Linked DNA regions of Mus musculus: region 2 is linked to region 1. A link is a loop called in an ENCODE intact Hi-C map of the cell type or tissue named here. Cell type or tissue: heart. All regions are shown on one strand. Links, peaks and the distances in the headings refer to the core of each region. The heading gives the core; the rest is flanking DNA.

Evidence for each region. Hi-C counts contacts between places; a loop is a spot of excess contacts. Peaks named below come from ENCODE experiments on the same cell type or tissue, not always from the same donor. Only the 100,000 strongest peaks of a DNase experiment are listed, where the experiment ranks them.
Region 2: it touches region 1 in a loop (2.0-fold over the local background); 5 of 42 quality-filtered maps call a loop at or near these places.

Annotation. Positions count from the first base shown.
Region 1 is chr7:112,690,843-112,703,509 of GRCm38, forward strand. The region is part of intron 1 of Tead1 (TEA domain family member 1); the gene reads left to right. Among named protein-coding and RNA genes, the nearest start is that of Tead1, 18 kb to the left of the region's middle. In heart, for the core only: no CTCF peak of the experiment used is centred there; DNase peaks (open chromatin) are centred at 6,449 and 6,779; H3K4me3 peaks cover 876 bases; H3K27ac peaks cover 5,117 bases.
Region 2 is chr7:112,765,659-112,778,325 of GRCm38, forward strand. The region is part of intron 2 of Tead1 (TEA domain family member 1); the gene reads left to right. Among named protein-coding and RNA genes, the nearest start is that of Tead1, 93 kb to the left of the region's middle. In heart, for the core only: no CTCF peak of the experiment used is centred there; a DNase peak (open chromatin) is centred at 8,133; H3K27ac peaks cover 4,033 bases.

The DNA.
Region 1 (12,667 bases), core at 3,016-11,015:
GTAGAGGGCATTGAAGGTACTCAGTGAGTTTGAGGCTCGGTCCCTCAGCTCCCTGGTGGTGTAGGGAGCTTTGGTTGGGAAGCCTCTGCCATTGGTTTTTCTGTGGCCTCAGGCTTGTTCTGGGGATGGGACTCAGGGCCTCACATGGGCCAGACGAGCTCTCTAACATGCTGCCAGCCAGCTACAGGGCTTTAGATCTGGGGTGATGTTGGGGTGTCTGCCTCTGGATCTGCCTGAATGTGTGTGTGAGATGAATCTGGGAGCCCACACTTCTAAGGCCAGTTCACTCCTCATCCATTCTAGTTGTGATAATCAGTGGGCTTCCCAGTGGGAATTTGGGTAGGAAAGGGAGGTAAATTCTTTTTTAAGCCAATTCTTAAAACACCAGCCATTCAAATGTAAAAACTTCATTTGTGATTGAGACCTGTGAAGGAGCTCCGAGAGGTTTAGTGAGCCTCCCAAGGTCACACAGTCAGTTCTTTGATAGGCTGCCTAACAAAGGAGTTAGGATTAACTCACCTATCAGGTTTTATTGTGGAATTTGAATGAGTTATGGCAGTCCTTGATGTGGAAACAAAGAGACTTCTCTGTTAATGGTTTTGCCTTGGAAAGAGGATGGCTACTTTATCTCTGTAAGTTCCATTTTCTCCATCTTGAGTATAAACATGTGGTGGAGATCTTAAGCAGTTGGGTGTGGCCCAGGGGAGCCTTCTATTTGTCTGGCCCGGAAGGAGCAAAGGTCAACTCTAGCTTTTAGCTTTAGTTTTTTAGTTCTGTGAGGACCTGAGTCTGGCCTCTGGAAGTGAGAGCAGGGGGCCTGCGTGCTTCCCGTAGTCCGTGGGGGGAGGGGCAGGTGTGGTTGGAAAGCTGGAGGCTGCTCTGCCCCACTGGTCTCTAGGCTGGCAGTCTAGAGGTTTGCCTTCAGTTTCCCCAAGGCTGCTTTATGCAAATGACACCTGCTAGGATCGGTACCCCCAGATAACCTTGATTAATTCCACTCTCACCTTCCCATCTGGGCTATCACCTGCTATTTAGAGGCTGAACTTTGAGATGAGGTGGAGACACTTTGGTTTTTAGGAGAGAGGAAGGTTTGTAACTGTTTTTCTCCTTGGGTGTGTTGGTGGTTGGGGTCCCTGCTTGCCAGTTGTGGGTTCTTGTCTTTTCGTCTGCCACAGCTAGCCCTCTTCTCGGTCCCCTTAGATGTTTGTGTTGTAGAGTTTTGGCGTGACCCCAGCTTAGTTCACTTTTAGGCTTCTGCAAATTAGCTTAATATCCCTGCCATCAGACACAGGTCCAAGCTCTTTCTGCAATTGATAGTGTGATCCTCCCCAGGCCAGGCACTGTGTCCTCCCCTGAAAGGTGTGGGAGGCAATAGTGCTTGTGGGTGTAAGGCCCACCAAATCTCACAGCCAGCCTTCAGGAAGCTTCACTGTGTGTCCCTCCAACCTTGCCTGAGCTTCCGGCTCCCTCCACCACAGGTCTCAGTCCTGCTAAGATGGAACCTTTCTCATCTGCCTCCACTGGGTGTGTTTTTGGCTTCCCAGCTCTCCTCTTGGCTGGAGTTCCTGCTATTGCTCCATCCCCTTCACCCTTTCTCCTTCTGTCTCTCACCTGCCTTTGAGTATCTTGTGTTAGCCTAAGCTAGCTTCAAGGTGCATCCTTCTCCATCCCATCTTCTGAGCTCTGGGGTTACAGATTGCCAGGTCTGACCTCTCTCTGTCTCTCTCTGTCTCTCTCTCTGTTTCTCTCTCTCCTGTTGTACTGGAGTTCTTGGCTTATAGATCGCAGCACTCAGTGTTTTTTGCAAAGACGACAACTTGTGATTTACATTAGCCTCTGCACTTGAGAGTTTGACTAATGTTCGACTCTGGGAGCTTCATTGATCCTGAGGAACACTGGTTCTTACCTGTGGCATGGACAGCTGTGGGCTTTCAAGGATTGGCACGGTACCTCCTGAACAGTGGCATTGTAATTAGGACTGTGGTCACTGGCACCCTGAAGCTGACTGCCGCCTATTGCTTTTGCTGTCTGACTTTCCTGTTTCTATTCTGTTTTAGATTTTTTCAGTCATGAGAAAGTGCAGCTAGCAGAGGTCAGGGAAAGCCCCCTCCCTTCTACCCCCTTGAGCCATTTCTGTTCAAGGTGCCACAGCCCTCTTCTGGCACCTCTCCTCCATCTCTATCTTGAAGCATTTCTGGATGCCATGTGGGTTCATCTATGGAGTTTCAGTATGTGTTCTTACAGTGGGTGTGGGTGGGTGGAGCTGGAGAGATGGCTGTGAAGTTAAGAGCGCTTGCTGCTCTCCCAGGAGAGGACTGGGGTTCTTTTCCTACTACCCCTGTCTGGCTTGTAATTCCAGTTCTAGGGGTTTGATGCCCTCTTCTGGTCCCTGCAAGCACCTGTGCTCAGCTACATATACATTACCATATGAACACTCGTGTGCGCTCTCGAGTGTGTGCACACATACCCCTGCATGTATACAAGTACACACAATCACACATGCATATGTGCACACACACGTACATGAACACACACACACACACACACACACACACACACACACACAAACATTAAAAAAAGGAAACCCCACCAAGCCCATTATCACAGTCACACTAGCACCTTAATAACTGCTTAGCATCGCTACTCAGAGCTCCTTGATTGCCTCATAAAATGTTTCCTCTTAGTTAAATTGTTCAGATCAGGGTTCAAGCAAGACCAACAGGTCAGGCCTGGTGGCTGTTTCTTCAAACTCTGTGGGGTTGTGGAGATGCCTGGGTGGGTAAAGTGCTTGCCACACAATTTCCAGGACCTGAGTTCTGATCTTTAGAGGCCACATAAAGCTGGAGAAAGAGGCAGCCCCAGTGCCTGGAAACCCAGCATTCCCACAGCGATGTGAGAGCGGGAGGCAGGAGAACCTGTAGGTCACAGGTCAGCCAGCCTGGAGCGTGCGTACACCAGTGAGCAAGGGAGAAGGTAAGGATCTTCCGACCCTTGAACTCCCTCTGTGACGTGTGTGTGTGTGTGTGTGTGTGTGTGTGTGTGTGTGTGTGTGTGAGAGAGAGAGAGAGAGAGAGAGAGAGAGAGAGAGAGAGAGATCGCGCCAGAGCGAGCTCCAGCGCCATCCTCACTGTCAGCTCCATCTGGATTCTGCAGCGGCACGACACAGTACCGTTGAAGATGATCATGCTCTCTGCTCCGTGTTGGGATTTCAGCAACTAGGAGTTAGATCTAGAAGCTCCTAAATCTAGAGTCTGATCTGTTTTGGGTTGGTTTAAATTTTTTTTTTCTTAAAAATTATGTGTCTGTGTGTGCGGCTCTTTTGGAGCTGGAGTTACAGGTGGCTGTGAACTGACCATTGCAAATTGGATGGTCGGGACTGCTCCAGCCCCCAGGTGTTTAAGTTTTTTGTTTGACATGCACCTAATGTTTGCTCTGTCTCATGATGGGAACATGATTGGTTATGCTTGCTGACTTTACAAATGGATGCACCATATTCCCGTTTTATATCCCGTATTTCAGTTTCTTTTCCTCTGTTAGAATGCTATTGCAATGGGATACTTTTGCCAGCTGTTTGTTTAACCTTGCCTTCCATTTCCATAAAAGGAAGGCAGAGTCACCCCTAACCTCGCGCCTTACTTAGGCGAGTGTCTACCAGTCTTCTGTCTTGTGATTTTTGTAGTCTTAGATTTTAGGTTTTCTGATGTGTCTGAATCCATTCTGGTCAGTTGCGCATACTCATAGCTGGCTAGCCGCGGTGGCTTTCGTTGCTTCCTGCTTCCTGAGGACACTTTCCTCGTACCCTGTGCCCCCTTCATGCTCAGCCTCTTGTGAACTCTCAGGTTTATAACAAGTGTCTCTGCAGTTACGTTCCTTCTATGGGAAGAATTTTGAAGTCACACTTTATTTTAGCCAGGGTCTCTGATACCACGCTCCTGTTTGGAATTGGACCTCACTACGTACGTCTGCTACTCGGTTCATCTTAACGTTGTGTGTGTGTTCCCATGCCTGGCTCTTTTGGGTCTTCTTTGCCATTTCCTCACGTCTTCTGTTTACCCTGTGTTTTACTAAAGAAAAACTCTAGTTAGTCGGGTGCAGTGGCATTGCCTGCAGTTCCAGTAATTTAGGAAACTGAGTCAGGAGGATAACCAGGAGACCTGCCTGGGGCTATATAATAAACCCCTCCCACCACCCTTCCAGCTTCCGAGTCTACCAAACATCCCCCAAACTGAAGAGTAGCCTCTTTTTTTTTTTCCTTCTTCCACTGTGGTTCATGGTTTGACTCCAAAGACCAAAGCTCCCTCCTCATGTTTGCCTGGTAGATGTCTCACCTCTTGTCTACCGAACCGAGCCCAAGTGGACGTGCCTCGCTCCATGGTGACTCTGGGTCCTGCGTGCTGCCGACTTTATTTGAAGATACTTCTGGGGCCATTGCATTTGTTCAGTAAATACTGGATTAAGTCCGTAAGTCCTCTGTTCAAAGGATTCAAAATAGAATATATTTAATGTTTCAGTCATTTTAAAGAATGTCTCACTAATTTATTATCTTTATAAGTAAAACATGTTGACTTTGTAGTTCCTGGCAGGTCTCGGAGGAGCAGGGCTAGCGCTTTACTGCATTGTGGGACTGTGCTAGCACGTCCTATACGTCACAACCCAGTGTGTGCTTTTCGTTTAACAAGCCTCTTACTTAACTTACTTTTAGTTATTCCTGCCTCTGCTTCTTGGAAAATGTTTTAGGCCCATGTTGGTACATCACTTAGGTAGAAAAAGGTGTGTGTGTGTGTGTGTGTGTAGGCTTGTTTTTAAAAGAACTAGCTATAATCTCCTCAGAAGTTCAGTTGGTGCTTGGGCTTTCAGCTTTAGCGGATTCTTTCTTGTTGGCAAAACAAAGCCACGGGCAGTGCAGCTCAGCCTAGAAACAGCGGGAGAGGGTAATCCAAAATTAAGGTCTTCTGACTCCACTGAGCTGACCTCCCAGGCCTGGGAAGTCATATCCATTTAATGTCCCCTACTTCACAAACTTCCTTTAATGGCTCTTCTGTGCTGTGGGTACAGTTTACCTGGCTTGTCTCCACCCTTTTACTCCACGGGTACCCAGAAGTAGGTGCAGACCCTCTTAATTCACAAGGCGAGTCTCTGCCTGGAGGGAATTTTCCTTGCCACCCTGTGGCTTCCCAGCACAGTGGAAGCTACAGGAGGCATTGCTGAAAGCTCTCAAGAGAGAACTCTGGATAGGAGCCACTGATGTCACGATATCAGTAAGTCTGATGGAGGAGCCCTGCTGCCCAGCGCCTGCCAGCCCCCTGCACTTTGGCCTCACCTGGTCACCTCCCTATTCTCCACTCTCTCCCATCCAGCCTGTGCCCTTGTTTTCTTCCCTCCCTGCCCCTCTTTCCCTCTGCACCCCAGCTTGTGCTGATATCTGTAAGCGCCTATGAAAACCACTCTCGAAACTTGCCCTGTGTGTGCTTCTTGTTCTGTGTTTGTGTTGGGGAGGAGACCAAAAACAAATCCAGTGGATTTGTTTTGTCTGTGCTGATAAACTGATGGAGATTGTTAGGGGAGCTTCCAGAAGTGCCAGGGTTTCAGTACTAACATTTTTATAATCTATTCATGCATCTATGATGTATTTTGATCATCTGGACTTGCTATGAAACCCTCAACACCCTTCTTATTCACTGAACTTCCCAGAAAGCCCCTCCCTGCTCTGGTGTCTTTTGTGACCCCCTGAGCTTGATTAGGGTTACTTGTGAGAGTAGAGGGGCTGTTGCTTCGCAGATTGTTGCTTGTAAGCCCTGGACTGTATGTTTGCTTGTGTGTGTTTAAGCACGTGTATACATATGTGCCTGTGTGTGTGCAGAAGGGAAAGAAGTCTGGTCAATTAAGAGTAGGAATAAAATTGTAGCCTTCCTGCATACACAGTGGAGTGTTTGTTACCCATTGCTCCTTGGTCAGCTGGCCTCCGGGTCTCTTTCTCAACCAGTTCCCACCAGCCATGTGCTTCTGCATCGTGGGTATATGGAGCCTCAACCTCACATGGGCCTAAATTAAAATATTGCTCTGCTAAATCTATTTTTACATCTAGGGGAATGATGTCTGAAAATAACCCTATCCCACCTGTTATCCACTTTGGGGAAGTTGGGCTGTTGTCAAGTCACAGCCTGTGGATTAAGCTCTGATCACGGGTGCCACGTGATGTTCTTCACTTTCTCTGCCTCTGCCTAAGGAATGGTAATCTGGTGTCCTGTTTATTTTGCCCTAAATAGTCATTTGTACTGTAAGAATGGAGTGTGACTTCAGGTTGGTTTTGAAGTTCCCCAGTCTTTGGGTCAGAAGCATATTAAAGGCAGTGTCTTATCCGTGAATCATGGGATGAGTCAGTTCCTGAAACCACTACAAGCCTCATAGTTCTTGGCTACCAGTAAAAGCAGGAAATCCAGGCTTCAACGACTTCCTTTCCCAGTCCCGGGCTGTAGCGGTGGGGAGGTTCCGCTGCCTGCATGGGTGTCTGAGAAACAAAAGCTCTCGAGTCAATTTGCTGAAACTGTTTATAATTTGTGGTCTCGCTCTGAATCTCAGGCTGTATTGACACTCCCTGATTTGCTGTAGAGCCCTGCACAGCCCAGCCCGAAAGGCACAGACTAAATCCCTAGAATTGCTGCTGCCACTCAGGCCACATGGTGCCAGGGTCCTCACACCTGGGAGCTCAGGAGCAGAGTTCTTTTGTTTATTCCCCTTGTGGGGGAGAGACTGGCTGGCCACAGAGAAACACAGAGAGGGAGAGGAGCAGACAGAAACATCCTCCCAACACACACACACACACACACACACACACAGGAGGTGGGGGAAGCCCAACAGCCTCTCTGCCTAAGCTCTGGCCTGTATCCTGATTTTTTTTTTTCCCCTGCAGTCGACTTCCTGATGCAGAGTCTTTGTGGCTGTTCCTTTTGCAGTGTTCCAGCCAGTCTTCCATTTGTTTCTCGCTTGCTGAATCAAACTGTTTTGTGAACTGTCCTGAAGGAGGGAGGGAGAAACACTGAAGCAGTCGTTTGCGGCTTGCATTTTCCCTCTCAGTAGCCTTCCCTTTGCACAGAGCCAGCGTCCCTGCCAGGAGGAACTCACTCTGTGTGTCAGTGTGCCTTGATGGGATGCTCCCAAACTTTGGAAAGTGTTTGAATGATGAGCTTCCCTCTTTTGGTTCCTTTCATGGTTCCCCTCTGATAACTGGTGTTGGTCGCAGATCTTTGCTGTCTGTCTGTCTGTCTATCTATCTATCTATCTATCTAAAAAATTACCTGAAATCTGTTCTGGGAAATTCTGATTGGATTCTAAAAATAGAGTGGGTCAGCAGGCCAGTGAGAAGCCACTGAGAAATAAATAAATAAATAAATAAATACCAACTGTAAAACTGTCTTTAGGTGGGGGACTGTTTCGAGCTCCTCTCCAACAGCCATTCTGAAAGAGCAGTTGCTCTGTCAGTCCCTAGAAAGAGTAAAATCGGAGCAAATGAGAAAGTTTGCCTAGGTCTTTTTTATTTTATTTTACTTTTGGTGCTGGGGACTGGAACCCAGCACGCAGCTGGGCGGAGGGCCATTTTATGCTTGTGTTTGGGGGTGCATAGGTAAAATTCTGTCCAGCTTGAAGGACTCTGAAAGAGACGGGTTTATTTGATCTTAGGTGTTTCCGATGTCAGCCTGGTACATAACCCCACCCCCTTTCCCTTCATGTTAGGTGAGCTGTGTGGAAACCGTTCTGAAATCTATTTCCCTTCCTCAAGTGGGGTGGATTTGATCTAACCGAAGAGAGGCTTTCACCTCAGGCTGCTTGGGCAGTGAACTGAGATGCAATTGGTTACAATTTGTTGTTACTACTATTTTCTTGCATTAAGCAGAAAACACCCTTCTTTTTTATGTAAATTCCAGGCTGGGGTTAGAGACTGAAATCTTTGTATTGCTTACCATCTGTGGATCTAGTTTTTCATTGGGTCTGAGATTGATTCATTAATTAAAATCAATTTAAATGGATTTGTAAGCCTCCTGTAACAGATTATCTTATTAGCTACCTCACAGAGCAGCTCCTGATCTGTGAGGAATGTGTTTGTTTCTTTAGGTGCAGAAGACACAGAAGACGGACTCTGAAAAGTTCAGTGGTGTTTGTCAGGACAGGGCCCTGGCCTATAACCTTGTGCAGGAAATTATTCCTGCTACTGCCCCAGAGTGCTCCAACTTTGTGGATTTTGTATGTTTTACATATGTTGTGGTTCTTTGGTTTGTATCTTAGATATTTTCTGGTGAGTTTTGTGTGTGTTGTATGTTACATTTTGTGTGTCTTGTGCTGTTTGTGAGCCGTGCACGTCATGTGTGATGTTATGTGTTGTCCCTTTCCAAAGGCTTTTAGGACCTTTGGATGTATTGGCTAGGATCTGCTGAGAACCTTCCTCTAAGGAGACAAAGAGGAACCAGAAATAGATTTCCATTTGATAACAAATGTTTCCCTTTGAGGGTCTGATGGCAGAGTCCTGCTCCTTGGACAGACGATAAAATTACAGGATTGAACCCTTGCAAAACTCGGGCTGACAGCAGGGTCAGCTGATGTCATTGATGTTGATGTTTTTGCCATCACACCGGACAGTCAGATGCTTTCAATAGGAAGACCAACTTGCCCACAGGTCATCTGATGTTAGGATCAGAGAGGCCACCTGCCCCAGGCTTGGTCACCTCTGCTTCCCAAACTCTTGGGGCTTGAGGCGGCATTCCCAGCTTTGATGCTCCTATGTGCAGTAGAGCTCAGGCGCTCGCTGTTTAGGCAGATGCTACCTGGGGAGTAGGTGTTTGGCCCTTGTGTTCAGAGAACCGTGAGTGAAGCTGTGTGGCTGAGGGGCAGACGAAGTGCGTGTGCAGAAGCCGGGAAAGACCTCCGGAAGACTGGCATTTCCTGTGTCCTGCTGCCCATCTTTCAGGAGAGATTCAGGGTCTCTCTGGTAAACCTGTTTTACAGTGAACCTGTATCCTTCCCCACTTATCCCTTAGGCAAGCGGGAGCCGGTTCTGCTAATGGAGCCCAAGGCTGTCTGGTCCACAAACTTGTGGGCAAATATGTCCGATGGAGTGTTTTGGAAAGGCAGCTTCATTGGACAGAAGCTATTCTGTCTTGGTCCTTGTTCTCCATTTGATCTAAGAGACATCATTGAGGACACCCCCCCCATTATCTCCATAACAACAAAGGGGATTCGAACTGCCTCTGACCTTCACTGCCAGTCTCCAGCCTCCGCTTTCTGCTGACTGTCCACCCTGTGGATGGGTTGAGCTGTGAGTGTGGCTTCAGAGTGCTTGGCGGGTGAGGAATTTTTCCAGTTGCCCTCGGGGCACCATAGAGTTCTGGTTAGCTGAGCATCTGGCAAGAGGCAAGCCAGGTGTGTCATTAGACCTGAGCGTCCTGCCTGGTGGCCCCTCCCCTTGCTTCATTCCATCTCTGAGCAATATGGAAGAAATGTTCTAGAAGCCTTTGGCAAGTGCTTGCTTGTGATCAATTGTATAAATATGCAGTGCACGTGCTGAGGCTTCCTGTGTCAGAGAGTCTTTGAAATTCAGTGAGTTTTACTACTGCAGGCTTCAATAGCAAAAGCCAGAGGACTCACACACTGGAAGGAGACAGACTTCTGAGACACACACACACACACACACACACACACACACACACACACACACACACACTGGCAAGCATTCAGCCACACACATATACTAAATAAACGTATTACAGAGGTACAGTAATTAACAATGATAATAGAATATATTGAATATTTCATAGGGGCATATAAGGGAAGTCAGTGGAGAAGATGTCACCTCTGTGGCAGGAGGGCAGCCATCACGTCTCATTCTTAACTTCACTCCCACTGTCTCGCTGGTTGGTGCTGTCAAGTATTTTAATATCTAACAACTATTCATTTCTTGTTATTTTTTAAAAAAAGGTATTTTCTCCTGTCTTTCATCATCAAGTTTATATTTACTCACTGCATTTTAGAAATAGCTTCTTTGGGTAGATTACAGAAGGGCTTGGATTAGTCACTTCTTCCACCTTTTAAAGAAACAGTTTGTCTTTTCTAAAGCCTATATGTTTGTATTTCACCTTTTATTTATTTATTTTAGTAACATGAGCTCTTATAATGCATATTTGAAAGTGCTGTCTACTTATTCCTTTCAGTAACAGACACTCATCCCCCAGCTTGCCCACTAGATTACAGCCTCTCAAGAGGTCCTGTGCACATTGTGTTTGCCAGGGTGATTGCTCGGTGTCTGGTACCTGACTTCTCTGATCATGACCCCCCTTTCACCCAAGCAGTTCTTTCGTGTGGAGTTCAGACATTTGTTGAAAATGCTGAGAGCATGGTTTTTGTATAAATGTTTAGTACCAAAGGATAGAGTTGTGGCTAGTAAGAGTATGTAGTGCTTTTGAGAGAACCTGGACTTGGTTCCTAGCACGTACATGATAGGTCATAACTGCAGTCCCAGGGGATCTGCTGTCCTCTGTCTTCTATGAGCACCTGCCTATGTGCTATTCATATAAAGTCACATAGGCTTTTTTAATTGCGGAAATATGTTTAGGACTATTTCATCTCAGCAAATTTTGCTTATGTATCTGTTCTTGAGGGTGGGATTCTTGTGACACATGCTAGTGTTGAACTACGTAGCCCAGGATGGCCTTGAGTTTCTGATCCTCCTGACCCCATTATCCCCACTTCCAATTTCCAGTGCTGGAATTACTGTGGTGTCTACTCAGAGGGTCTACTTAGTGATCCACAATATCCACCCAGGGCTTAACACCTTGTAGCCTAGCACTCTGAACTACATCTCTAGCCCACATATAGCAATTTTAAAAATCAAAACCACATTCCAAGATATAATTTGGTATTCACATGCCTACAAACTGCAGTGTAGATTTGTTTACTCTAAACCATGCTGTTTCTACAAGAGTTGGGCACAGTGCACTACAAATACACTTGAACAGTGTACAAAGCCTTGAATCTCAAGCAAGGGCTCCTCTCCTCTCCTCTCCTCTCCTCTCCTCTCCTCTCCTCTCCTCTCCTCTCCTCTCCTCTCCTCTCCTCTCCTCTCCTCTCCCCTCCCCTCCCCTCCCCTCCCCTCCCCTCCCCTCCCCTCCCCTCCCCTCCCCTCCCCTCCCCTCCCCTCCCCTCCCCTCCCCTCCCCTCTTCTTTTCTTTTCTTTTCTTTTCTTTTTCCTGACAGGGTTTCTCTGTGTAGCCCTGGTTGTCCTGGAACTCACTCTGTAGACCAGGCTGGCCTCAAACTCAGAAATTCGCCTGCCTCTGCCTCCCAAGTGCTGGGGTTAAAGGTTTGCGCCACCACACTGGTCAACCAAGGGGTTTCGAACAGCATCTTTGTCGTTACATGGGTGACATCATGCACAGTACAAAGTGCACATGCTATGTGTTTGGAACCAAGGTTATAGCAAGTGCTATGATCCATCATGGCTGAGTGCAGCTGAGAGCACTGTGGGTTTATATACTTGGTTTTTACTTATTTTTTTGGTAGTTGTCCTTTCAGAAACTTTATTGTTGCCAATTTTTTGGTGCCCTCCCCATTCATTTGCTTGACTATCCCCATGTTGAATCTCAACCCACAGTTTATAAACTGTGGTCTAGGAAATTCCTGGCATATGGATGCTCCATATACATTGGTTACCAGAGGCTCTGGCCATGTAATAGATGGTCAGTGACGTGTGGAATTGTCTGTCATGGATACTGGTTGAATTCGTCACACATCTTGAGATTGTCCTGTAGTTTTTGGCAGATACTTCAGTTCTCTGTCATTACATCAAGGTTGCATGTGGTATCCATTATTTCAGTGCGCTGATGGGATTCTTGAGGAACAGCCGAAAGCAGGAAGGTTTTATTTTGGTTCATAGTTTCAGTGGGCTCATGGTGGCAGGGTGAAGCAGAGTGAAGTTGATCACTTCCTGGGTGGCCCAGAGGCAGAGACAGAAGTTCCAGGATAAGATACAGCCTTCCTCCACCTAGGTGGCACAGTGTCCCTAAAACTTTGTATCATTTCTCTGAAAGGCCAGTGGACCATCCCTGAAACTTTGTTTCAATTCTCTGAAAGGCCAGTGGACCATCAGTAGGCTAATAAATTGAATAGGTCAGAGCCTTCAATTCTAGTCTGCTCTCAGTGATTTGAACTGTAAGCCAGGAAGTCTTCTGTAGGAAAACTGATATTTAAACTCTAACAGTGAGGGTGTTCTGAAATTTGATGAAAAGGCATGAATTCACTGTGCAGAGTAGAGGTTAGCAGTTCAGCACAATCCTGTCACTTTGTGTTTAGAACCTCTTACTTTTAGATTGTTCTGGGAAGTTGGCTGGTGGTGGTGCATAGCTTTAGGAGAGGCGGGGGCAGGGGCAGGGGCAGGGGCAGGGGCAGGGGCAGGGGCAGGGACAGAGGCAGGGGCAGGTAGACCTCTGAGTCGGAGACCAGCCTTGTCTGCAGAGCTCTGAAGAGAAAGTTCAAGGACATCTACATAGAGAAACTCCCCGGGGCTACACAGAGAAACCCTGTTTCAGAACAAACAAAGAAAATAGATTATTTTGGTATTTTAAAAATTAATTGATTAATTATTTTAAATATTTACATATTTATTTGTCTGTATGTTTGTAGG
Region 2 (12,667 bases), core at 3,139-11,138, 75 kb after region 1:
GAGAGACAGGCAATTACCTGCTCTCACTCTGAATTTTGGGGAAAGAATCACTTAATGATTTTCTTTGGATTATAGACCTCTTCCTGGCCAGAGATGGTGAAGGCATATTTCTAGATAGTCGCAGGGTTATAGCCGATAACTTCACACAAATTAGCCTTGTTCATCTGTAGACGTCGACAGGAGACTTCACATGACTTGTGGAGCCTTAATTCAGAATGGTGGGATGAAGGGGTGGGTTCCTTACTTTGAAATAGCATGATTCAGCAGGAAAATGAGTGTGCCAGTTGGGCACCTGCTACAAACGCTGCCATGTAGCTTGGTACTGTGTGGTGGAGGGCACACACACCATACCAAGATGGCTGGCACTCATTCTGAGTGAAAACCTCTGCAGTGTTTCAGGACAGGTAACATGGCTTAGTCCGTGTGTATGACGCCAACACGGCAGACAAAGATGAGTTCAGTGGCTCTTGCAGTCTTGCCCTGGCTTTGGTGCTGAATGTGGCTTGGGGATGGTTTGTTTATGTTTTCAAGGTGGAACCCATAGAACTGGCTGACTGGAAGTGGCTTGTGAAAGAATAGGTTTATGCTGGGGTTGTCTTCCTGGGTGATGGGGAGGTAGGTGGACTATGAAATGAGATGGGGAGTGGAGACAGGAGAGGCAGGTTTGGGAGAGGGTGGGAAGGAGGTGCCTTGCATCATATGGTTGTCCCAGGTATCTGTCAGTGGGGCTTGCCCTGCGGGGAGTTGGGGACTTAGAGCTCAGGCCAGGATGCCTGCTGCTGAGAAGTAAGCCCTCATACTGGAGCAGTGGTGGCAGCCGCTTATGTTCCCAGGTTAGCTGTTTAGCAAGGTCAAAACTGGTGTGGATTAAATGTTACATTTGTATTGTATTGTACACACACGTGTAGAGAGCTCAGGCTAACTGTGGCCGTCCGCTCGTCCCTTCCACCATGTGGGTCTATCGGGCTTGGAAGGGCAAGCGCCTTTACCTGCTGAGTTACCTTGCAGGCTCCTGGCGTAGGTTTTAAATAAAATGTCTAGAGCTATGGGGAGAGAAAACAGATTGCTTCCTATGGGTTCCCTCCTTCCCAGTTTCCTTTCTGTCTTTCTGATCGGGTCTGATTTGGCCTGAACTTACTATGTAGCTCGGAAACATGACCTTAAACTTCTGTTCCCCCTGCCTTTGCTTCTCTAGTGCTGGGATTACATGACTGGATATGCCCAGTGTCCAGTGCTGGAGTTGAACCTAGACCTTGTGCATGCTGTATGAGTACTCTGCAGAACTACACCCCAACTCCAATGTTGCCTCCCCCTCCCCCCCATTTTAGAAACAGAGGAATAGGTCCATGGTTCCTCTACCTGATTTGAGGAGCTGAGCGGGGAAGGGGAGGGATGGGGCAAGAGCTTAAAGAGTCTCTGTCCTTGCTCTGAGCACTTGGGTGTGTTGCGTGGTCATTGAGGTTTGAGAACCGTAGGGCTGGATAGCATTTTAGTTTTGCAAGAGGAGGGGCTGGTGAGATGGCTCAGCAGGTAAGAGCACCTGACTGCTCTTCAGAAGGTCCTGAGTTCAAATCCCAGCAACCACATGGTGGCTCACAACCATCCGTAACAAGATCTGATTCCCTCTTCTGGTGCATCTGAAGACAGCTACAGTGTACTTACATATAATAAATAAATAAATCTTAAAAAAAAAAAAAGATCCAGAGGAACACAGTGGCTCCTGACCTCATGTTTCTAACAGAGTTGATTTCGCCATTCAGTCTCTCTTTACCCGCCAGACACTTGATCATGGCTCAGGCTTTGAAATGCAGTGAGGAACATAGGTGGAAAGAGATAAGATACCTTGGGTGGCTGTCAAGTTAAGAGAAGACTTAACTTTGAGGGCAGGGACAGGTTTGGCCACATGGTGAGCTGGACGAGAGGTTTGTAAATTAATGGCATTTTTGATGGAACGATGGCCAGAAGAGACTTTAGAGGGTAGAGTTGCTTCTGTTTCCAGGCGCAACGCAGGAGAGGGCTTGAGGGATGACAGTGATTAGGCCACATGGCTAAGCTGGCCCATAAGCTCTGGAGAAGTGGAGCGGGCCTATTACAACTCTGGGAGAATGGGGCCTGGACAGGCAGAGCAGAATTGCTGGCCAAACCATGAAGGGCCCAAGGGAAGTTGGAGGCTAGTACTTTCTCTATTGAAAATTTTATTGAGATAATTATAGATTCATGCAATTGTAAGAAATAGTGCACAACGGGTTCCTTTGTGTGCACTTTGCCCATTTCCCCCAGTGGTTAGATTTTGTACAGTTGTGATAACACAGCCAGGATGTTACATCAGTGTAGCCCATTCAGCTCACTCAGCTTCTCCAACAGTGTGTGCGTGCATGCACATAGGGGTGCATTCCTGTGCACATGCGTTTAGGCTCGTTAGGTTGTAGTCAGTGTCTTTCCTGTTCTGTCAGTCAGAGTGCAGTGTAGTTCCAGCACCACAAGGGACCCTGGGTTGCTCCTTATTGACCGTGCTATGTTCTATCCTACCCTTTCCTTACCCATCTCTGTCTTCTGGCAACCACCAATCTGCCCTCCTTTTCTTAGATGTTACCATTTTTTTTAAATTAGTGGAATTAGACATGTGCTATATAGTCTTTTGACAGTAGTATTTTTTCTGCTGAGCACCATTTAGTTACAAACTGAAGCTGATCCAGCTATATGTTCAGATCAATAGTTTATACCCTTTTATTATTAAGAAGCTTCCCCTGGTATATGTGAACAACAGATCATTTAACCTTTGTGTGTTTGTGTATGTGGTGTGATATGCATGTACGTGTGGGTGTGTGTACATATGTACACACATTTGAAAGCCAGGTAACATCAGGCATCTTTTATTTTTTTTAATCGCTCTCTGCTTTATCCCCTTAAGACTGTGTCCCCTTGATGAACCTAGATCTAGCCTTACAAATAGCAAGCCCTAGAGACCTTCTTATCTCTGTACACTGCACCACAGTCAGCAGGTGTGTATGCTGCTGTGCCTTAATTTTTACACGGGTTCTGGGATTTGAACTCAGGTCCTCATGCTTACATAGCATCATTCTTAGCCACGGAACCATCTCCCCATCTTAAGTTCAAATGGTTAAAGATATGTTGAAGGGCATCTCGGTTGACTAGCCTTTTACCACCTCCACTCCTCTGTGAACATGAGTTTGGGGGTTTTATTAGAGCCTGTGGGGCAGATTTCTTTTCTTTTCTTTTCCTTTTTTTTTTTAACTTTTTCCAATTTTTTATTAGATATTTTCTTCATTTACATTTCAAATGCTATCCCGAAAGTCCCCTATAAACTCCCCCCTCCCCCTGCTCCCCAACCCAACCACTCACACTTCTTGGCCCTGGCGTTCCCCTGAACTGGGGCATATAAAGTTTGCAAGACCAAGGAGCCTCTCTTCCCAATGATGGCCGACTAGGCCATCCTCTGCTATATATGCAGCTAGAGACACAAGCTCTGGGGGTACTGGTTAGTTCATATTGTTGTTCCACCTATAGGGTTGCAGACCCCTTCAGCTCCTTGGGTGCTTTCTCTAGCTCCTCCATTGGGGGCCCACAGATTTCTTTCTGAAGGATAAACTACCTGGGGAGGAGACCTGGAACTCCTCTGCTGTTTCCCAGGATGGCTGCACTGTTGCACGTTCTCATCTACATTCTGTGCATCCCTCACCACCATTTTGTTCTGTATCTTTTATTTCAAGACAGGAGTGCTCGGTGTAGCTCTGGTTGTTCGGCACTCACTGTCTAGACCGGTCTGGCCATGAGCTGAGAACTCAGGTTCGCTTATCTCTGCCTCCTCACAAGTGCTGGGATTGAAAGTGTGTGGGGTTAAAGGTGTGCCCTGCCGTCAGGAGCGCCTGTGTTCCTAATTTGCATTCCCTTAGTGACCACTAAAGTTGACTGCCTTTTCCTGTGTTCATTTGGGTTATGAATGCTCCTGGGGGGGTGACATCACTTCAGGTGTTTTTTCAATCTTCTAACTGGACATTTAGAGAATCTTCTAGAGACAGGGCCTTGTGGGACTCGTGGTGTACAAGTAGTTTTTTCCATATTGTAGCTTTGTTGCTGTCTTTTTTACATTGGGGTGGGAGGGGTAAACACCAAACCAAGCAAACCAGAACTTCCAGGTGAGTGAAACTTGAGTGGGGTGTTCTTTTGAGACAGGATCTGTCCTGAGGCTGGCCTTGAACTCCTGATTCTTTGCCTCTACCTCCCACATGCTGAGACTCTATGTGTGTGCCACCATGCTCAGTTGAGTAAAACTTTAAACAAAAATGTAGAGGCTTAATTTTCACACTGTCTGTGGGGTGAGCTTTGCTTTCTGCCTGTCATGCCCAGGGCCTAGCCAAGAGTTTCTCTGTTCTGTTATTCTGAAAGGGTCGTGTTTCAAACCACATTGTGCAGTCTGTTTTGAATTAAATTCTGTGTAATATGGTGAAGAGCTATTTCTTTCAGGAGAGGCCATTAGCATGGTTGCATCTTGGGTCTACCTATAGCCTTACACCAGGGTGGGAAATAGTGTGTGTGGTAGTGGCGATGGAGAATTGGAGAAACTGGAGGGGCCAGTCATGACAGGTGGAGACTGTTAGAGGCCTGTTGGGTATGGAAGCGGGGTTAGGATCGCAGGCTTCTGAATTCACTGGTACGGCCACGCCACTGGACATGTGATTGTAGGCCGTAGCCATAGAGACAAGAAAGAACATCGGGGGCCATCAGTGATCTGTGTTGGGTTTCTGTGGCTAACTGCTTCCTTCTGGAAGTACAGTGTGCATTTGTGAATATAATACCTGAGTATCCTTTCTGGGGGACTTCAGGTGACCCCTTGGCTATGAGTAGAACTTGATAGGTTTCGATAGCATAGACCCAATAAAAAACATCAAGTGTCAGAAGGGACTTTAGGGTCAGAAGACATGTTTCCTTTTTGTCTCATCCTAGACTATAAGCACTTGTGAGGTCTCCTTGGGCCAGTTGTCATCAGAAGACTGGAGGCAAGGAAGCCAGGGTATCCCTCCCTACTTCTTGGCAGTGTCTGGGGAGAATGCAGTTGTGTGTGAGAACATGTACACAGCAGAGCTGGTCTAGGCTCTATCAGGAGGCTGGGCTCTATTAAGGAGAGATCTGTCTGAGCTCTCCTGAGTGGAATGTGTAGAGAGCAGACTTTTATGGGCCTTTGTTCGTGTGATGGGAGGAACTGTTGGGCAGAGGGGAGAAGCCCCATAGCAGGCAGGAGGTTGAAGGACGAGGGTATGTGCTGTCAGTCATATAGCCCTTCTCTGCCAACCCCTTCTAAAGCCCCAGGTCCTTGCACAGCGATGGCTTGTATTTCACCCGAGAGTGTGTGGTCTAGTTTATCTTTTTGTGCCCCATTCCATTGATACAGAAACCTGTCAACAAGTGTAAATTACCATTTATACATAATCCTTGCAATGCTTTGTTGATTACTAAGTAAAGGTTCTGTCTTTGATATCATTCAAATGCATTGTGTGGGTGGGATCACAAAACAGTCTGGAGTCATTTACAACCACTCACGGTGGCTGCGGAGGAGAGTGGGGCTGCAGTGTGCCTTTCTATTATAGGATTTGGTATTAATGGGGTTTTTAAAAATAGTGAACATATGTTACTTTTGGAATTAGAGGAAAAGAGATAATTATATCAAGTTTATTTATTTCCTCCAAGTAAGAACCATCATTAAAGACAATTGTGAAGAACCGCACAGATAGAAAGGGTGCATGGTGCCTGGGTGCGCCATGGCAAGGTGTCCCCAGGGTCCCGGTTTGGGAAGACACAGCAGGGTCCTAGCATGGGAGGGTAGGATTAGTGAGCATCTCTTCTCTCACTTGGGGTGGCTGGGATGCTGAGCCTTGGGCACAGGGGCTCACAGGGTCTGTGCTGGAGTGGGGAAGACAGCAGTGCGTTCTTAGCGTGAGTGCAGAGTTAAACAGGTGCCCGACCACTTGCTCTGTCAGCCAGCCATATCCCTAGTTATGGCACAGTGCTGGTGTGGGTGGCTTGGGGAACACTCACATCTATTCTTCAGATGCTCAGGGGCTGTGTGCCGACACATTGAATTTGATCTCTGCCGAGCTAGGATTTTCTCCATCGTTCAGCCTGCACTTGAGAGTAGACCTGGTTTATTCTGGGGGTGTTTGGGGAAGTGTCTTGTTTTTTTTTTTTTTTTTTTAAAATGCCAGTGGCCTTTTCTGATGCCATGCTATTCTTTGTAACAGATTCCTGGCAAGTACCCTTCTACGTGCCCTACCTTTGGGCACAGTTGGTGCATTTAGTGTTTGAAAATGCTCCAGGGACTTTATGGTGTGTTGCAAAGTCTCACTTGACTCTAATCACTCATTAGATTACAGTTCATTGCAGATGGGTTTCATTGACCTGATGCCTCTGTGAAGAGTCTATCTTCCCTCCTCCTCTAAAACACTGCCATTTCAGGCAAGTAATAAAGTCAAATCTATACTTTGAAGCCCATCGGATGTTATTTCTTCAACTTCTCTCCCTGTCTCAGTGACACGTCTCTTTGGCCTTCTAGAACACACACTGAAAGGTATGGCCATGAAGCCTGGGCCTTTAGGTTTATTGAAAACAAACATTTGCTCATAGTGGGTGTATACCTTTAAGTGCACTCGTAGCACTTGTGGGACAGAGGCAGGTTGGTCTTTCAGTTCTAGGCTAGCCTTGTCTACCTAGTCTTAGGATAGTGAGAGCTATACACTGAGACCCTGTCTCAAAAGGAGGACAGAGGGGGGAGAGAAATGCATCTTTTCCTCCCCTCCCCCCAACCTTAGCTCCCCCCTTCCCTTCCCTTCTTTTCTCCCACTCCCTCTTTCCCCCTTCCTTCCTTCCTCCCTCCCCCCTTCCCCCTCCCTCCCTCCCTCCTTCCTTCCTTCCTATGAGTCATTACCTGAAAATCTTGTGCAGATCATTGTTCTTTTTGCAAGCATCACAGAAACCCTTAGACAACGTAAAGAAGAGAGTTTTCTGGAGGATGTGTTCATTGATGAGCCCAGTGCCGGGTAACATTTATTCTGTTTATAGGTTGAGTTTTGCCTGTGACTTGCTCTTGCCTGCCCTTTTTATCACCTGAGCTGCTCACTGCAGCGTTGAGATAGCTCTGGCGGCTGTCCCCAGATGAATGGTTCTATTCCAGGCACGGGTGCTTCCATGACAGCTTTATAACCACTTTCCTGAATAAGGTCGGGGGCATGGTGATGTCCTGATAAGAACTTGCATACCTCTAAAGCAGATGTTGTGGAAAAGGTATGGGGAGGCGGCATGCCTGGGGTTAAGTATCAGAGTGTGTGTTTATTCAGCTTGCACATTCCTCACTAGAATGTGTGCTTGAGTTTTGTCTTACGGTAACACACAACTTACAGTGGAGATGGATGCTGACTGTGAAAGATGCTGTCAGGTGACTTAGGCTACCAGGGTTGTAAACTGGGTATGTGGGCAGCATTCTCAGTGGCTGGATGCCCTGTGACAGTACTCATGGGCGTTTCTAGCCGCAGAGGCTTCTCGGGTGGCTTGGACACTGGCATAGTGATGAACCTTTGGAAAGGTGTTTTACTCTGGCCTGGAGAGATGGTGCTTCCGAGGCAGAGGCAAGCAGACATGAGTTTGAGGTCAGCCTTGAAGAAAAAAGTGAAAGAAATGTATGCCACTGAGTCCTGGCCTGAACGGGAGCAGCTGTTGTGACAAGGAATCATAGCCGTGGTAATAATAACAATAGTATTAATTATTATTATCACGCCTGCAGTATGCCAGGTGCTATTCTAACACCTAACATTTAAGCCTCTGGCTTTTTACAAATGGTTGCCGCCATCATTTCATAATGCATACAACATGCAACTTACTTCTTAGGAGAGCTCACTGTTTTTTTTTTTTGTTTTGTTTTCTGAGAAGGGATTGAGGGCATGGTGGTATCCAGATGAGTACATTAGTATCTGAAGTAGTTACTGCCTTACACATTAGCCCGGTCCAGAAGAGTCTAACAACTTGCTTATGATTATATAGCTGGTTATCGTTCCTGCCAAGTCACAAGGCGCAGTTTGGGTCCAGAGCCAGTGTTCTGATCTCTTTGCTGTCCCAGGAGTCTAGTGTTGACACACTGCTACCTGCTCTGGTAGTTTGGCTCTGTGTAACAGCGTAAGAGGGAGGGTGAATTTCTCTAGATGTAGGGACACCCTAGATCCTGCTCTCTGCTTGCTCAACTCCTACTGGACTTTCAAGGCCTTATAAAAATAAATACCTCATCTAGGGCTTGAGGTGGCTGCTTGTGCAGAGGACCTGGGTTTCCAGCACCCACATGTTAGCTCATAACTGCCCGTGGCTCTCGTTCCTGGGCGATCTGACTCTTGGCATCTACAACACCAGGTGTACACATACACACATGCAGTACTCCCAGGTACTCATAAAATAAAAATAAATCTATTAAGAATGATACTGGGGAGAAGGAAGGAAGGAACGAACTAGGTCTCTGAAGTCTCATAGACAAGGCTAGGTTTCTAGGTCCTTTCTAAGACATTAACCATCTGTCAAAGAGCTTGGCAGACTTGACTTTCTTAAATTGTGCTAGGAACTGTTCACTTTGTGTGTGTGTGTGTGTGTGTGTGTCTATCTGTCTGTCTGTGGGCGCTCCCCCCCCCCCCCATCCATGAGGACTCTCCAAGGGCAGCTGCCTCAGCATAGCAGTGGCTTCACTGTAGACTTGGAAAACACGCTGGACTGGGTGGAAGGTGTTAGTAGAGAGTTCACTATGCATCCTGAGAGGGTCCCCTTTATTACAGTTTCACCTTTAAAAAAAATCACATTTAAGGGTATCCTGATGAAATTATAAGGGTGGTTCAGGAGGTTTCTTCTGGTGACAGGAAACTTGAGGTGGAGCATTGGTGCCTGCGTCTCTGTGCCTGAGGTCTTTTTAATTGGCAGGAATGGGTACATCTGTGCAGATGCATGCTTGCATGGTTTTTTTTTTGTTGTTGTTGTTTTTTTTTTTCCCCCAGATCCACTCTTGAGTTCGGTTTGAGTTGTTTGAGAATCACTTTTAAGAGTGGTCATTCTCAGATGACACTGTATGTGTGTAAGCTGGTTCAACTTATGTTAGAGTAACTTACCAGGCTGCGGTCCTGGCTTGCCACTGACTTAGGGGCTTGTGAGCCAGTTCCAAGGAGTCAGCAGTGCACAGATTGAGAGCAGAGGTAGAGTGTGGAACACCTCTTCCTCTCCAGAGTATTAGTCTGTCCTATGAGGACTGAGGTTAAGGGAGTGACAAAGACAGGATGTAGGGTAGGAATGGGTCTTTAGGTCTTATATCAGAGACTAGGTGTTTGCGCATACAGTGCAGGGGTGGTAGGATGGCGACTGTTCATCCCCATGGCCACTTGTCATTTGCAGAGAATGGTAGGCAGCAAAGAGGAACAGGTTTCAGTGGGCAGCTTTGGAGTGGTGCTCTTGGACTAGGGAATTCCCATGCAGTATGGCTCTCTGCAGGTACCCAACAGTCGAATATTCTTGGTTTGCGACATCAACACAGTTGGGGGTTAGAGTCTTGGAAATGGGTGCGATTGTGTTGGTGATGTACAGGTTAGAGAGGAAGACTGAGAGGAGAGCCCAAAGGAGGCAGTAAGAGTCACGTGGTCTCAACTCCATGTAGCTAAGCCATGCAGAGCCTTAGTAAGCATCTAATGGTTCATGAAACCCTGCAGGTGTGGTGGAGGAGCCTGGAGTCAGCCCTGTGTTGGCTGCATAACATGGTCAGTATTCAGCCATACCTTTTGGCCAGGCGGGATGCAGGCAGGATGGTTTTCCCACCAGCCTCAGGGGATGCAAACACCTTGACCTGCTCTACTCTTGTGCTCCCTATAGGACACTCAGCCCCTGAGATCCTAACCTTTCCTAATACCAAAGCTGTCTGTCATGTGGGGTTGTGCGTGTGTGTGTGTGTGTGTCTACGGGATTGTTCCTTACTCCAGCCTCCCCAGGAGTTTGACTCCCTGTGGGGTTTCCTTTTTCAGCTCCATCTTCACTGAGTGGCGATGCTGCCAGGAGATGGTCCCCATTTCTAAACCCTCTTTAACTTGTTCTGCATCCAACTCCAGGGTTTTGAAAATTGTAGAGAAAACCCAGAGATGGTTGGATAGGCAGGTCCTGTCAGAGGAGCAGGGCCTGCCCTTTCTCTGTGTCAGATCAAAGGTAGCTTCCCAGTCATTTGATACCCTCATATGAAGATGTGCCTGAGCCAGGGCTGGGGCTTTCTGGGGGCCTGGAAGCTGAGGACGTGTGGGCCTGCATGTGCTCCTGTGGGCTGGCGTGGAGGGGAGGGCAGGCTCACAGCAGCTGCCCCTGGAACTCAAGGCTAGGGTATCTGGAAAGGGCAGCCGGCTACCTCAGTTTTCAGAGAGGCTGCCTCCAGTGCGGCCCTTTCCCGCTTCCAGTTCTGGGACACACAGGCTGCCTTGTTTGCAGCTGTTCCCACATAGATGTCCCCTTCTGACATCCCAGTCCCAGGGCTCAGATGTTGTTCCCAGTGTGTCCCCAGCCTAAGCCGGCTGTGCTGTCTAAAATCCAAACAGAAACACTTTGGAGAGTAAGTGGGCAGTGTTTGTAACGATACCAGGAGACCCAGAATCAAGCGGGACCATGTTAGGCAAAGCAGCAAATGGGATCTTCCTTCCCATATCTCCCCTTTGGGCTAATGCTTACCTTCCAACCAACCTCCATCCCATGATTTTGGGGACCAGGAACTTTTAGACTTAGGTGTTTTGAGGTTTGGTCTAGGGAGTAGAAACTTCAGATCCCTCCCACACCACAGGCCCAGGAAAGCAGCTAGGAGCCCTGAGGAAAACCAGAAGACTGTTTCTTTGAAAGTCCATCCATGATCGGGCAGCATCTAGATGTGAATAATTTGATTTTCAGGACTTGGGATAGATCTGTTAGCATTGAGTGGCCTCTTTTTATTCTAAACAGGCTCATGGGCTTCCCATGGCCTGCTGGTAGCACATGGGTCACAAGAGACATTTCTCCTCCAGGGTCCTGACTAGCTGAAGCCCTAATCGGAGAGGCATTACGCAGGTGCAGAGCAAAGCCTGAGGCTTCGGGCTCCTGGCAGGAGGGAGAGGGGAGCTGGTTGCTTGCCCCTCCTGTATTGTTTCCATCTGAGCAGCTGGGCTTCTCAACCCTTGGCAGAGTAGGATCTTTGACAGCAGAAGAGATGGACGCCAGGGCTCTGTCCTGTGGCTGTCTTAGCCAGCACCAAGCCATTTCTCATCCAAATCGAGCAGTACTCAGATCACCACAGGGTCTCTGTAATAAAGGACAGAAAAGGTCACTGGGTCTTCAGATGGCACCCTAGAGTTTTGCCTCCCCTGGAGGTTCTGGGTGGACTGAGTCTGACCATTCTCTCATATAATTAATACTAAGATTGCCATGTTCAATGTGGGGTGCCCAGTTAGATTTGAATTGCGGATAAGTCATTTTCTAATTCAAGCATGGCATATGCAAAGGTTGTGTTTTACATGGCAACCCCAGTCAGGTGGGACAGGCCAGGTTTGCTCACTGCAGAGGGAAGCCAACCACAGTGCTCTTTCATTCAGCCCAGTGGCAGTTTGTGGAGTATCAGGAACAACATATGGCCGAGGCTGCCCCAGGCACTGAGGAGACTCCAGCAAGGAAAGCCAGGTGTAGCTCCTGGATCCGTGGAGATCACAGCGGAGTGTGTGGTGGAGTGTTTGATGGATGTGTGGTGGGTAGGTAAATGGAAGATGTGAGCCCCATATCCAGTCAGGAAGAAACAGCCAGAAGAGATATGTGTATGTAGGTGTATATAAATATTTGTACATAAAGTATGTATATAAATTCTGGACAGAAGCCATGGTATTTTGTCTGTCCCAGTGACTTTCTAGAGGCTACACTGAGCCCTGTTCTATCACTCTCTTCTTACTCTAGAACAAGGCTCAATAATCCTCCTGCCTCCACCTTACACTGTGTTATAAGCGTGGCAGATCCCATGCTATACCCACTGAGTCACCCACCCTGAAGTTGTTTTTGATAGACTAATCAGCTTAAGTTGAAATTGTTTGAGAGCTGATGGGCTTGACAGCTTCCCTTTCTTTTCCAGTCTGAAAAGGCAGATAAGGCACTCTGTTTTACCTGGCCCGGGCAGCCTGCTTTGAAGATTCAAAGAAGCCAGGAGCAACTTTTACACCCGTAACCCCAGTCCTCGTGGGCTGAGGTGAGGGGGTAGAGAGCTTAAGGCCAGTTGAGCTACATATATACAGACCCGACTTCCAATGCAGTATGAACAGGGTCAACATGGTGTACCAGCAGGTAAAAGAGCTTGCCGCCAAGCCTGGTGACTAGAGTTCAAGCCCTGGAACCTGCACAGTGGAAGGAGAGAATGAACTCCTATAAGTTGTCCTTTGACCTCCATACCTATACGTAAAGACAAACGGATGTGAAAGAAAAACATTTACACATCACACAGATAGTTATAATATTTAAAAGTAAAGATATTTATTTGATTTCATAAAATATGTTCTTTGGGGGAAAAGTACTGTATCTATACAGGTTAAGCTTTAAAGTAGTGAAAATTATTCTAAATGTCAGCCAGTTTTGATGGAAATTTGACAGTAGA